3 separate regions of the Homo sapiens genome follow, and all the other regions are linked to region 1. The links are chromatin contacts, found by Hi-C in ENCODE. All regions are on one chromosome and are shown on one strand. The core of a region is the stretch at or near the end of the contact, and the rest is flanking DNA. Distances in the headings are between cores, read along the strand shown.

Region 1 (3,155 bases), core at 199-2,698:
AATACATTTGAGGAAATAAATTAGGTTATGGATGCTTATAAGCGATATAAAAAATCAAATTAACACGATGTAGGTGATTTATTCCAAATTTGATCTGTTACATTTGGAGGAATTGGTTGTTGGATTTAGAAGTGTACAAAATACCATTAGAGAGTGAAAAAAAAGGGAAGTCTGTTATAACTGAATAGGGGCGTGGTCTGCTCAGGCTAAAAGGAATAGATAGTAGTTTCATAAAGGACTGATATAACTGTAGAGTCTTCAGAACTGGCCACTACAGCCAGCACATTTTCTCTACAGACGTAAGTATGTCTATTAATACCAGCCAGCTTGGTGAGTTAGAGAAACCACAGCCTGTGGATTTGGGCACATGCACTCTCTGCCTGCATCTAATCCTTCGGGTAACCATATACCTACAACTCCTGTAATCCTAGAGCAGTTACATGGATGCACTAAGTGGTGTGATGGGAGGGAAAGATAGCATCACAAGGATTCGTTTGATTGTAACAGTAATCCACACCAAGTCAAATAAAATAGCCAAACAGTTTAGAATGTGGTCTCTAATGAATTTGCTAATTCTACCAGGGCCTCACAAACATTTCCTGCTAGAGTACCCCATATCAAACCAAGTGGCTGTTCTTTAATTACATGGAATAATTATTTGATTTCCAGGAAGTTAAGACAGTGCTTTGTATTTAAATAAAAAGTTCTAGACATGCTGTGAAACTCGATCAAACCAAGAAAAAGGGTGAAACTGAATGCCTGCTCACTGACTCAAGATTTCAGCTGCTCAGCGAGCCTGACGTGACGGCTTATGAGCCCAGAAAAGGGGTATTTTAAACCCGGCTGGCTGGATCATGTCACTTTCTTATAGAAGCCCTGCCTTTCCAGAGACCTAAAGTGTAACGCAATCAGAGACCTTTGAGGGGCTCGAGGCTCGGCGGCTTCCGCCCCTCAGCACCAGCAGAGACCCCAGTTTTCAGGGGACATGATCCCATAGTGTCGCCCTCACTTTTGAAGGGCCATTAAAAGCCTGGGGCCTCTTATCTCAACGGCTTTGGGCGTGAATGTGGGGCAAGAAGGGGGGGGGAGACCTGTGGGTGTCTCTTTTGCCTGAGGAGTTGGAGACACTTGTGGAAAAGTCAGGCCCTTTTCGCTCCGGCGGCCGCTCCGGTGTGGGGCTGGCTTGGGTTAGACACATGCACACATACACCATAGAGCTCTGCTTTCCCGTAGCAGCTGCTGCCTCTGCCTCTGCCTCTCCCGCCTCAGCCTCTTTGCCCGGCATACACACACATTCAGATTTGCGCGCTGTTTCAATCCTTGATGACGTGTCCCCGGAGACAGCCAATAGCAAACGGGCTCTGGTCAGGACAATGGGAGGTATCGGGCCAATGAGCGAGCCCCGTGAGTTGGCGGTAGCCAATAGGAGCCGCGCTGGCTGGAGAGTAATGTTACAGAGCGGAGAGAGTGAGGAGGCTGCGTCTGGCTCCCGCTCTCACAGCCATTGCAGTACATTGAGCTCCATAGAGACAGCACCGGGGCAAGTGAGAGCCGGACGGGCACTGGGCGACTCTGTGCCTCGCTGAGGGTGAGTCTGGGGCAGCGCCGCGGCGGGGAGAGCGCCTCCGGCAGCTCCCCAGCCCGCGCGGCGGCCGGATCCCCGCGGCCGGGAGCCGGCGGGTCAGGATCCACACAAAGGCAAATGAGGGGGGACCGTGGGGGGAACTGCGCACGGAGCGAGCCTCTGCCCGGGCGCCGGGAACGCTGCCCCGCGCCGGTGCCCCGGCCCTCAGGCAGCCTGAGGCGCCGGGAGCCCCGCGCCCCGCGAGTTTCCACCCCCGGCGGCGTCCGCGCTGACTGGCGCAAAAAAAAAAATTTTTTTTTTAATTAAAAAAATTTTGAACGTGTTTTGGGCCCTCGGGCCGGGCGTTCGGGCGGGCGGCGTGCGCGGAGCGCGGCCGGGGCGGCGGGGCCGGCGCGGCTCGGCGGCGGCGGCGGGAGGGCAGCGGCGGCGCTTCCCCGGGCTGCATTGGCCGCCGCCGCAGCGAGCCGGGCGCTGGCGGGGAGCGCGGCCAGCCGGGCGGGCGGCGGGGCGGGCGGGGCGCCGCGGCGGGCGAGGGCGGCGCGGGGGCCTGGGGGCGGCAGTGCGGGCCCGGCCGGCCTCGGCCCGGTCGCGGCGGCGGCGGCGGCCGGGCGGCGGGGGGAGCGGCGCCGCTGCGCTCGCTGGAACATGGCTGACTCGGGCCCGGCGCTGCTGGCTGGAGAGAAAACAAGGCGGGCGGGCGGGGGAGCTGGGCGCAGCAGTTCCGAGGCAACTTTTTTTTTCCTCTCTCTTTTCACAGCCCCGCGTTCTCCGTGCGGGGGCGGCGGGGCGCGCGGCCCGCGCGGAGGGAGACGGGGAGTGGCGGGCGGGTGGGCCCTCGGGCGGCCCCCACCGCGGCGGGGGGAGGGGAGCGGCGCGGAGGGGAGGGCCCGGCCGCGCGCCCCCCGCCCCTCCCCCGGCCGTAATGGCCGAGTGTGTGCGCCAGAGCGCGGCTCGCACCCCGCCCGCCGCCGCCGCCGCGCCCGCACCCTCGCACTCACACACTCTCTCATACACACACACACACACACACACACACAAAGGGAAGGAGCCATATTCTCGCTCGCGCTCGCCCTCGCGGCGGCGGCGGCGCAGGCGGAGAAGACGCGCAGCGGCCATTCCGTGCGCGCCGGCCCCGGCGGCCGCGGGCGGAGCCAGCCCCCATTTCGAGCGGGGCTTCTCCCTGCGCCGAGCCTGACAAAATGGGGGCGGCGGCGGCGCGGGCCTGCAGGGCCTGCCGGGCGCACGTGGCGGCCTCGGGCCTGGGAGCCGGGCCGCGTCCTCTCTCCTCGGCCGCGCGGCCACCGGCGAAGTTCTAGGGGCGGGGGGCTCGCCCCGCGCAGGAGTCACCCCAACTTTCACGGCTCCAAAAAATACTTCCCGAGTTGGGGGAGGGGGCCACCGAGCCACGAGCAGGAGTGGCTTTTGTCCCTCATCCTTGTTTACTCGGAGAAACTTCAGACCGGACGTGTTTAGTCAGAACAGAAATACATCTCAGGGCCAAACCGATAGGAAACGAGGCTGCCTCGCGGTGGCACCGCCACCCCCCAACCGGGTTCCGAGCACCGGAGCT
Region 2 (3,155 bases), core at 297-2,796, 710 kb after region 1:
TCTTGAGTTGATTTTTTGTGGTGTAAGGAAGGGGTCCAGCTTCAGTTTTCTGCATATGGCTAGCCAGTTATCCCAGCACCATTTATTGAATAGGGAGTCCTTTCCCCACTGCTTGTTTTTGTCAGGTTTGTCGGAGATCAGATGGCCATAGAGTGTGGCCTCATTTCTGGGCTCTCTATTCCATTCCATTGGTCTATGTGCCTGTTTTTATACCAGTACCATGCTGTTTTGGTTACTGTAGCCTTGCAGTATAGTTTAAAGTCAGGTGGCATGATGCCTCTGATGTCTCCAGCATTGTTCTTTTTGCTTAGGATTGCCTTGGATATTGGGGCTCTTTTTTGGTTCCATATGGGATTTAAAATAGTTTTTTTTCTGGTTCTGGGAAGAATGTCATTGGTAGTTTGATAGGAATACCATTGAATCTATACATTGGAGGAGCTGCTGACTTTGCTAATTGTGGGGCCCGATGCTCTGTACTTCTTGAGAAGTAGTCTGTTCATTGGCGCTTTTTCCAGTTCAAAGCATGATATACATAGAAGACAGTGTTAGGCATCAACATCTACTCCAAACCTTATGAAATAAGCTTACAAAAAGATGAGATAAAATATGAAGATGCTTCTGTGTATTCAGATCTCTGAAAAATAAGTATCTGCTATATAGTCACAAATTATTCTGATGAAGGGAAAAGAGGTATCTAAAGAGACCATTGTGGCTACAAGTCAGCTCTCCAATCTCATAATTTTAAAAGACACGAACAGAAAGTGGGAGTTTGGATATATAAATCAAGGATGAATATAAGTGCCAAACACCTCTGAGAATAATGTTGGAAAGGCCTGGGATGAGCTAGAGTTGACAGAAAAATAATAAAAACTACATATTTGTTATGGTCACACAAAAGACAGCAGGGATACATCCCATGGTTCTCAAGTGTGGCTGTACATTAGAATCACTTAGGGAGTTATAATTTTTTACTTTTCAATATCGATGCCTGGGCCTCATACCACCCACCTTAAATCTGAACACCTATGGCTTGGAGCAGATGCCCTAGAAGGGAGCACACTCTAAAGCTGGGAATAAGAACAGTTAATGTGGAACTGGAAACCAACCGAGGTGATGAAGACAGGAAGCAGGTGCCCAGCTACCTTGGTTCAAGTCACCAGACCCAGTTAAAGTTATATTTCCGAGTTCTAAAGGACCTCATGCACTCTGAGTAACCTGTTCCTCTCCCAGTTTCATTGTCAGAAGTGGAGGGCAAGCCCCAGGCACTCTGTCGCAACCTCACCATTATCATCTGCTCTGAGACCACAAGGAACCGCAGACAGCCACGTCACCTCTCAGCGTCCTCACTGGAGTCTCTCTGTGGGCCCAGGACATCCCCTTTTCTATTCCCATTTTCTGTCACACACCATCCCCCATTCCAGAAACCCTTCACTGGCCTCTGGAGGTCAGGCTCCATTGGAAACTTGCCATATGCCCTCGACCTCCTCTCTGAAAGTTACCTTCACTTTCTTGCTCTGACCCCTGACTCCCCTGAGGGCACTGCCTCCTTTGCCATCCTGGGAGTGTTCTGTATTTTAAGGCTGTCATTTATTGACTGTTTACTTAGTGACAAGCACTGTTCTGTGGTCGTGACGTAGGTCCATTTTACAGATGATAAAACAGGCCCAGAGAAGTCCCATTTATTCTTTGAACATTGAAGTTTCATTTTCTCACGCAAAGACTACTCTTAAAAATATGACATAATTTTTTTCTGTTTTTTAAAATTGATATTTTTCCATTGTAGGACTGTAATCTCATGATTACAGAAAAGTATGAGGTGAAAAAAAAATGAATCCCACTATCCAAAATCAGCTCTTAATATCTTGGTGAATTTCCACTAGTCCTCTTTATTAATATGTATACATTAAAATAAAAATAAAAGAGTACTATATACAGAGTTTGTATGTGATTTTCATCTTTACATATCACAAGCATATTCCCAGAATATTAAATCTTTGAAAACGCATTTGCTTATAGCTCTACAATACTCCATTTTATAGGCATGCCATTTTCATCTATTTAATGTTAAAACCAAGTGAAATAGCACTACAGCCCTGCCAGAAGGGCTAAAATGAAAAGGACTGACAATAGCAAGTGTCAGGATTCAGAGCAACTGAAATACTCAGATATTCTTAGGTGGAATGTAAGTTGAACAATCATTTCACAAAACTTTTGTAGTATCTACCGAAGCTAAAAGTATATTTATACCCTCTGATGTAACAATTATACCCCAGGATAAATATCCAGCATGAAGAATGCATCTGTCCATTGGAGACAAGCACAAGAGAGCCACTTCATTAAGAAACTACAAGCAACACAATGTCCATTAACAACAGAATGGGTTTTTAAATGGTGGTGTGTGTTCATACAATGAAATATCACAAAGCGACATAACACACTACTGCTACATGAAAAAACTTCAAGGAAAGAAGCTTCAAGGGAAGAAACTTGAAGGGAAAAAACTTCAAGGGAAGACGTAAAATAATATATACTGTATGAGCTCTAAATAAAGTTCATAAACAGGCAAAACTAGCCTATGATGATGAAGTCAGAAAAATGGCCACTTTTTGTGGGGGATGCTATTGACCAGGAGAGAGAATGAGAGGACCTCCTGGGGTGCTGAAAATATCCTGTATCTTGAAATGAATGGTGGTTCCGTGGGAGTATTAATACCCCCACATAAAAACTAATCAAACTTGTATTAGTCCATTCTTGCATAGCTATAAAGAAATACCTGAGCTAGGAGTGGTGGCTCATGCCTGTAATCCCAGCACTTTGGGAGGCTGAGGCGGGCGGATCGCCTGAGGTCAGGAGTTTGAGACTAGCCTGGCCAACATGGTGAAACCCCATCTCTACTAAAAATACAAAACTTAGCCTGGCATGGTGGCATGTGCCTGTAATCCTAGCTACTCAGGAAGCTGAGGCAGGAGAATCGCTTGAACCTGGGAGGTGGAGGTTGCCGTGAGCTGAGATCGCACCATTGCACTCCAGCCTGGGCAACAGAGTGAGACTCCATCTCAAAAAAAAATACAAAAAAACCTGAGACTGGGTAATCTATACAGAGGTTTAATTGGCTTATGGTTCTGCAGGCTGTACAGGAAATATGGTACTGGGAT
Region 3 (3,155 bases), core at 363-2,862, 650 kb after region 1:
TCTCCAACTTGGAAATATGGTTCTCTTCTAACTTTTACCTTTTTTAAAAAAAGTGATGTCTTTTCTGGTAGAAGAAATTTTATTTTTGAAAAATGCTCATAAAAAGAAAGCTACATACTTTGCAGTATCCTAGTATTTTAATTCATTATCATAAGTAAGCAGTAATTATATAGGTTCTATTACAGAAAGTATAACTGCTTTATTGTATTAAATCTTCTAGTCCTGTGATTGGTAGGTTAATTTTTTTCCAGCTTTGTAGAAGTACCATTGTAACAATCTCCTTAGTTTATGGACTTGGCCAAATGTTGTATTCACAGGTAACTGTTTCTTTTGAACTCTGAGCATCTTTCTTTATCCCAGGATTTCTGATATGGATAGCCTTGATGTGGTTAAGGGTAAATGCAACAAAATCACCTTACTTGGCCTTTGCCTTTCGTTTTACGCTTCATAGTTCTCCTTTTCTGTCCCAAAGCTAAACATGGGGTTTAACTCTCTCAGATTATATTTAGAGAGTCACTTAGGTGGGATTTTCTAAGCACTTTTATTTTAACTTTCATGAAAAATTTCAAACATACAGAAGTAGAGAGAATATTATAATAAAACTTCCATGTATCCATATCTCAGCTTCAACAGTTGTCACCTCATAGACAGTAATGTTTTATCTGTATTTGTACTTGCTCTACTTGCTCCTTCTAAATTATTTTGAATCAAATTCCACATCTTTCATAAATATTCCCAGATATGTAATATATAGTGATTATTTTTAAAACAACCATAATACTCTTATCACACCTTAAAAATTAGCAGCAATTACCTAATATTATCAAACACACAGATATAAAGCATGTAAAGATGCTGCTATCTTTTAGCAATTGAAAAATTAACATTTCAGAATGTGATTAGTGTTAAAGTGGTTTTTGTCTTGTGAACATTGTGAAGGGGAGAACGCATGGGAAAGGTCTTTTTAAATTCTGTCTGAGACAGTATTCTTAGAGTTCTGGGTTTTTTAGTCTTAAACTAAAATGAATTAAGTCTCAATTTGCTATCAAAATATACAAGCTGTTATACATTGGCCACTAAGGTGAAGTGCAAGCACACTTGTGATAGGCGTATTATGTGAAGTCAGAACTTTAAAAATAAGGAAACAAACACTTTTTTGAAAGGCTGGAAAAACTTCCTTAACATTTAAAAATAGTTCTTAAACAGAGAAAAATTTGTCAGGTGATTGATTGGCCTTAATTTGAGAAATTATTAGTTTTCATCTTCCTTTTTTATTGGAAGGAAAAGGAAGAAAATAGTTATTTGTGTACTTCTGATCAAGTGACCTAAACAGTTTTCTTTTTCCTTTGCTCTGTAAAAGATTAGTAGTCGTTTAAATAATTGATGTTAAGTGTCTCTGAATTCCTGTGTTTTGAAGGCTTTGCACATATTAACTTTCTCTTCCTGACTGAAAAGGATGTGTGTGATAGTATCTTTTTACTTAGTTAGTCTAAATTTAGATTTCTTGATCATGAATTAGAAAGCCTGTGAGTATATGTGAATGTTAGAGTATGACTGTTTTCTTATTTTTAGCTACTTTTGCTGCTGAACTTCCTTTTTTCACTGCTTGGTGCAGTTAAGGGTAAATGCAGAGCTGATTCTGGTGTAATGCAGCTTCTAGGACAGAACATTTGCATATAATATGTTCTATACCAGGAATTTGAAATGGGGACTAAATGCAATTTGTGAATGAAGCACCTTAATTTGCTAAACTAGGAGCTATGTCAGATTTTAAAAAATAAAGTTTTGCTGTCAGTTCAGGCTAGTATAAGTTATTTTCTGTAACTCAAATGATAAAAGCAAAAGTTTAAAACATTCTCTGGATCAAATCTAATTTTGAATTCCTGGCTTACAGAGAAAGCACTTGTTTATGTCTGGTTGCCATTTACCCAGCTCCCTGCTCTCCCATCTGTCAGAATGCTGACCCAGTTTGGGATTAGAATAGGGATTTACCACACGCACAAGTTTATACATGCATGCACACATGTACATGTGAATTTGTACGTATTTCACTTAACAAATTGGATTTTAGCATTGATCTTCTGCTAAATGGAATTTTAAAAAAATTATCTATGATTACTTTGCTTTTAGAGTTGGATTACAGATTACATTGAAAAAAATAGAAAACCTCCAGAAACGCTTTCCTTTCTAATACATTTCAGCTATTTTGCCTCTGGTCTCTTTCCTGTTCCTCCCCTGACCCATTCTTATTTCCATCACCTCAGCCGGCTTTATCATCATAACCCTGTACCCCTCCCCTACCAAGTAGAGCAGGGACTAAGCAGTGATTAAAACATTGGAGCAAACCTGAATGGCTTAATTCATTTAAAAAATTCGAAGGTTCTGCTGCCCATTTATCCATCAGATAAGAGGCAAAACAAACAGAAAAACTTAGCTTTAGTTATTACAGTTTATGTTTTCATCTTACGCGTGTTGCATACCAAGCTATGGTAACTGTAGACTTCCCCAAATGACATTCAGATTCTAAACTAGAAAATGCTTTTATTTATTTACTCCAGAATAAATAAAATGTCGCAGACAAGAAGGTAATGTATTTTCCTCCTAAAGTGACTTTAAAGATTGAGGTGGTTTAGTATTTAGCACTGAAACTTGGAATCAAACAGTTCTCAGTACAAAATGTCCAGGAATAATGAGGAAACGGCATGGCAGCACTGCCATGGTTTTTGTCTTTGGGGGATTGTTGTATGCAGGCAGGATAACTTTTGCGTCTCACATCTTGAATCCAGAGGTGATAGATAACCCTAATTTACCTAGCAGTTAGGTATAGCAGCAGTCTGCTACCTAGAGTTTATCCAAGAACAAGGAAATAGCAAATGTCTCCAAGCAATAAAAATATTACACAGATTCTTGTAACCAAATTTATAAACTTTACTCCTAGAAGATTTTCAGAGTTCAACATTGTTCCTTTTTTTTTTTTTTTTTTTTTTTTTTTTGAGACAGGGTCTTGCTCAGTCACCCAGCCTGGAGTACAGTGGCACAAACACAGTTTACTGCAACCATGAACTCATGGGCTCAAACAATCCTCCCACCTCAGCCTCCTGAGTAGTTGGGACCACAGGCATGTGCCACCATGCCCAACAATTTTTTTTTTTGTA

Evidence for each region. A loop is a pair of places that touch in the nucleus more often than their neighbours do. Pooled maps may share reads with other maps.
Region 2: a loop to region 1 is called in a pooled map, with 3 times the contacts of the local background. The contact joins the enhancer-like site here to the promoter of HMGB1 in region 1. A Hi-C loop is called at or near these places in 1 of 168 maps with a recorded cell type or tissue (CD4-positive, alpha-beta T cell), 1 of 37 single-sample maps with no recorded cell type and 4 of 50 pooled maps.
Region 3: a loop to region 1 is called in a pooled map, with 4 times the contacts of the local background. The contact joins the enhancer-like site here to the promoter of HMGB1 in region 1. A Hi-C loop is called at or near these places in 3 of 37 single-sample maps with no recorded cell type and 4 of 50 pooled maps.

Annotation. Positions count from the first base shown.
Region 1 is chr13:30,464,229-30,467,383 of GRCh38, reverse strand. HMGB1 (high mobility group box 1) reads left to right here and starts at 1,448. Exons shown (of 5, transcript NM_002128.7): 1 at 1,448-1,588. RefSeq lists enhancers at 489-1,264, 1,265-2,040 and silencers at 1,476-1,785, 2,385-3,024.
Region 2 is chr13:29,757,107-29,760,261 of GRCh38, reverse strand. No RefSeq gene overlaps it. Among named protein-coding and RNA genes, the nearest start is that of UBL3, 92 kb to the left of the region's middle. RefSeq lists an enhancer at 1,142-1,191. Within about 2 kb of position 1,546, at least 5 of the 41 ENCODE cell types and tissues checked have a DNase peak (open chromatin) inside an H3K27ac peak, as active enhancers do.
Region 3 is chr13:29,816,593-29,819,747 of GRCh38, reverse strand. All of the region lies in intron 1 of UBL3 (ubiquitin like 3), which reads left to right. Among named protein-coding and RNA genes, the nearest start is that of UBL3, 32 kb to the left of the region's middle. Within about 2 kb of position 1,612, at least 2 of the 41 ENCODE cell types and tissues checked have a DNase peak (open chromatin) inside an H3K27ac peak, as active enhancers do.